Regions from separate parts of the Homo sapiens genome. Here region 1 is linked to region 2. Evidence: chromatin loops called from intact Hi-C (ENCODE). Cell type or tissue: mammary epithelial cell. All regions are shown on one strand.

Region 1 (2,500 bases), 530 kb before region 2:
TTAAAAGACACTATTTAAATAATAGAAATGCAAGCCACAGACTTGGGGACAATATTCATAGTACATATGTGTTCCAAACAAACTTAATTCAGAATATATAAATAATAGGATTCAATAATTTTAAACTAATCTTATGAGCAGAAGACTAGGGTAATTTACTAAAATGGAATGGTCAATAGGCAAATGATAAAATAATGTTCAACATAATTAGATATCAGGCTAATACAAAATAAAACTAAATGAGGTACTACTTACCCTCACTAGAATTATTAATATATTAAAAATACAGGAACATAAAACAGGCAGTGCCAAAAGTTGGAAAGAATGTGAAGCAGCTGGTAGGAAAGTTATGTGGTGTACCCATACCGGAAAACATTTGGGAATCATATTATGGAGTTAAATGTGTACCTACCTTATGACCCCAGGAGTGCTACTCCTAAACATGTAAGAGACAGGACAAATGTCCACAGAAGATTTGTTCAAAATATGTTCATGGCAGGTTTATTTATAACAGCCAATAATAAGAATGAACCAAATGTCTATCAACAGATAAATGAATAAATATGTTTTTGCATATCCATTCAGGTGAATACATCAATAAAAAGACAAACTATTTTACATGCAGTAAGATAGATGAATCTCATAAGCATTAAGTTTTCTGAAATAAGTTAGACACACAAGAGTACTTACTATAATATTACATATATCTCAAATTCAAGAAGTGCAAACTGAACTATATTGATAAAAATCAATTCTGTGTTGTCTCTGGGTAGGGAGTCACCTGGAAATTCACATGAGATAACTTTTGGATGTGATGAAAATATCATATTTCTTGACTGGTGGGGGTGGTTAAATGGGTGAATGTATTTGTAAAACCTCAAATAACTGATACTTAAAATACTTAAATTTTTAAATATAAACCATTCCTTAATTTAAAAATAAGGAAAAAAGTGAATGTAAAAGGGAAATTTAAAACCCTCATGACCTGTTTTTTAAAAATCTAATTAACAAAATACACACAAGGAACTCTAAGTATAGTATTAGAAATGGTGATAAGAGCAAAAGAACAAATTCTGGAAGTACTAATATCGGGAGAACAACAAGAACAACAAAAAACAACTGCCAATGGTAATAACTTAAAAAGTCAGTTGGCTGATTTGATATTAGCCAAAACAAGGAATGTTTAGAGGCTCCAATTAACAGCTGAATACTTTCTGATGACAACACAAGAGGGAGCTCAACAGCTGCAAAACTAGGAATACTATCCTCCCCTTACAAGAGTACATGAAAACAAATCTCACTAAACATGAATTCAGGAAAAGATCATGCCTATATCTCATATGAAGTTATTATGAGGAAAAAAATCATCAGCAGTACAACATTACTATAGAGAATAACTGTGCACCTACCGAGTGAAAACCAAGATATCCTGCCCAGGTTCTCTTTCAAGTAAAGGACTTGTTGCCCGCCAACTGATGGTAGCTCTGTCAGTAGGCAGACTTTAGCTGTCAACTTAGTCATTGTATCAGCAACACAGACACTTTGTCCAAAGTAACAGGCTTCGTGCAGCAAACTACACCCAAACAAAATTATGCAGATTAATAAAGCCCTGGCCATCATGGCTCAGCTCAGGACGCCTCTGAATGGTCATTCTAGCTACAGAACTCACTGTTGGGTCAGCTGAGGCTGTCACTAGGAGTGCATTCGGCTTGACTTCTCTCTGTACCCGATACTTCCCCCCACATTCCATAGGTGTTAATCCCATACATTTATTAACAAATATTCTATATGCCAAGTTGTCTCAGAATATGCTTCCCAGGGAGCACAACTTGCAATAGCCAGGAAGATATGACTTCAAAATCGATGAAAACTCTAACTAAATATTTCAAAATGAGGTCAAAGAAGTTAAAGAAGTGATAGAAAATACAAAATAACAGCAAAGATCAGAATCATAAACTCAGTCATGACTGAATAGAGGAGAAGTTTTGAAAAGAGGGGATAGATTAGGAAGCAGTTGGAAATGAAAGAAAAATTGTTTCATAAATGAAGGTTAAACTTGGAGGAACATAAGACAATAAACATGATGGATAAGCCTATAACAGCAAAAGATACGGAAAGAGAAACTAGAGTAAAAGAGAATAATAATACTAGGGAATATAACTCTGTAATTATATCGTTATAAAGTGTGAAGGCATGAAAATACTAATGCATGATATTAGAAGCCATGAATATTGTTTCTGTTAGAGAATAGGTAGTGGGTAATGAAGTATTTGGAATATTATATTTTTTGACCTACACATATTCACTTTGTGGTAATTAATTGATGTATTCATCATAATTTGTACACTTTTCTGTATGTGTGTGTTTTGATCAAAAAGTGTACATGGTATACTCTTCTTCTTTCATGGTTCCAATATATTTTATATGAAGATGTCAATTATTTTATTTTTTATTCTATGCATTTTCTGTATATCCCCCTGGGGATTCTCTCTTATCTTTA
Region 2 (2,500 bases):
GAGGTGAGTTGGGAGATGAGAAAAGATAGAAACAAGGTTGTTCCTAAGCACAGTGCTCTGTTCTTCCCTAGGTCTCAGGGAATTTGAAACAGGTTTCTAATCACTGCGTAGAGTGGTCAGAGCCATATGGTTTGTTACCTTATTCACACGTTTTTATGTGCTCCCATAACAACCTTGTCAAGTAGGTATTCTTGTGAGTTTCTATTACTGACTGAATTGTGTCCTCCCTAAATCTATATGTTGAAGCCCTAACCCCAGTGTGACTATTTGGACACAGAGCCTTTAAAGAGTTAATTAAGGTGAACTGAGCTCATAGGGGTAGAGCCTTAATCCTTACAGGACTGGTGTCCTTATAAGAAGAGAATAGACATCAGATCTCTCTCTCTCTCTCTCACTCTCTCTCTCCTTCTTTTGCCTTTCACGCGCACAAAGGAAAGGCCATGTGAGGACATAACAGGAAGGCAGCTGCCTGCAACCCAGGAAGAGAGGAACCAGAACCTAACATGCTGGTACCCTAATCTTGGACTTCCAGCCTTCAGAACCATAAGGCAATAAGTTTCTGTTGTTTAAGCCACCTGGCCTGTGGCGTTCTGTTACTGCAGCCTGAGCTGATGAGACAGCTTCCTTTTACAGGTGAGAAAATTAAGGCTCACGGCAGAGAAATGGCTTGTCCAAAGTCATCCAAATAGCAGGTGAAATAAGGACTGGATGCTAGCATGGATGGACCAGATCCTGCAGACTCCATCCCAGGATGGAACTCTGGAGTCTAGACCCTGCATCTGGCAGTCTCCCTGCTGGCTCTTCTGCTGTGCATTCCTGTTACAGCTTCTCTGTCAACTCTGCACTCCCACTCCAAACATCCTACACTTTGGGTTGCTTCTCCCCTTCTCTCCGCTCAGTGCTCATCAGGTTTTGTGGTTCTGTGGTGTGGTGCTGCCATCTGCTGGCAGGAGGCACCCGCTGCCCTAACTGCCAGGGCGGGATTTTCTTTCTATTTTATTTTATTTATTTATTTTTTGAGACAGAGCCTCCCTCTGTCGCCCAGGCTGGAGTGCAGTGGCACGATCTCGGCTCACTGCAACCTCCGCCTCCGGGTTCAAGCGATTCTCCAACCTCAGCCTCCTCAGTAGCTGGGAGTGCAGGTGCACGCCACCACACCCGGCTAATTTTTGTAATTTTAGTAGAGACGGGGTTTCACCATGTTGGCCAGGATGATCTTGAACTCCTGAGCTCAAAAGATAGCCCGACTCGGCCTCCCAAAGCGCTGGGGTTACAGGCGTGAGCCACAGCCTGGCCTGGGATTTTCTTTACCATGTCTCTCTCTTACTTCCACATACCGTCCACCTCTCCCTCCTAAATCCAATCCCTTTCACTCTCTCCTGTAGGCAGGTGGCTAATATGATAGGTTCCTGGAGGAAAAATAAAATAAAATAAAAGGAAGCAGGTACAGATAACTATCTTTGAGAAGAAAATGGATTACAAAAGGGAAAAGACGGTTGATTCCCAAGGGGTGAAGTCCCCACAGAGTGTCAAACCAGACCCTCCCAGGGTAGGTCAGAGAGCTGGGGGAGGTCTGAGGCAGTGGGCATGGTGCCCTTTGGCTTTGATCACAAACAGAAGCACTGAAGACCTCCCTGCCTGTCCTATGGAGGTGGCAGGAGCTCCTGGAAAGCCTGTAGGAAGAGGCTACTAGGAATAAAATTCTATCTATCTATCTATCTATCTATCTATCTATCTATCTATCTATCTATGAGAGAGCACTCTGTCATCCAGGTGGGAGTGTAGTGGCACAATCACAGCTCACTGCAGGCTTGACCTCCGAGCTCAGTCCCATGACACCTGGGACTACAGGTGTCATGCCTGGCTAATATAAAAAATATTTTTGTACAGACGGGGTTTTGCTATGTAACCCAGGCTGGTCTCGAATTCCTAGGCTAAGGTGATTCTCCTGCCTCAGCCTCCCAAAGTGCTGGGACTGTAGGCATGAGCTGTCATGCCCAGCCTACTATCCCTTTATTCCAGAGAATGAGGGTGATCTTGCTGACTGGTTTCTGTTACGTACTCTCCCATAGTGACATGTGCAGTAAATAATCCCACCTCATTTGACAGATGCGGAAACCGAGTATCAGTGTGGTTTATCAATCCACAGATTAGTGTGGATGAATGATATCATACTTTGGGGGTGTGGCTATTGAGCCGGGAATGTACTGCAAGGGCATCTGAAAGCTCTGACTCATCTCATGCCAGAGTGTGAAATATTAAAGTCAGTGCTTAGGAGAGATCTCACTTTCTTCTCTCCACGCAAACCCTAGCTTCAGTGTCTCTCTGTGAGGTCACCCAGAGTCTGGTTCATATGGCTAAGAGTCACATATTACAGGCACAGCCACAGCCAGCAGTTGGCATCTGCTCTCCTGTGTCAGCAAGGCTCAAGGCAGGAGAAGCAGATTGGTGAATGGGAGCCAGGAGAAGAGTGCAGAGAGGGGGAATGGCCAAGGGGACT

Evidence for each region. A loop is a pair of places that touch in the nucleus more often than their neighbours do. Peaks named below come from ENCODE experiments on the same cell type or tissue, not always from the same donor. Only the 100,000 strongest peaks of a DNase experiment are listed, where the experiment ranks them.
Region 1: it touches region 2 in a loop (10-fold over the local background); 4 of 110 quality-filtered maps call a loop at or near these places.

The regions. Positions count from the first base shown.
Region 1 is chr1:158,495,309-158,497,808 of GRCh38, reverse strand. No RefSeq gene overlaps it. Among named protein-coding and RNA genes, the nearest start is that of OR10R2, 24 kb to the right of the region's middle. In mammary epithelial cell, a CTCF peak has its summit at 1,242 (motif pointing right); no DNase peak of the experiment used is centred here.
Region 2 is chr1:157,962,258-157,964,757 of GRCh38, reverse strand. No RefSeq gene overlaps it. Among named protein-coding and RNA genes, the nearest start is that of KIRREL1, 30 kb to the left of the region's middle. In mammary epithelial cell, a CTCF peak has its summit at 941 (motif pointing left); DNase peaks (open chromatin) are centred at 937 and 2,147; H3K27ac peaks cover 914 bases.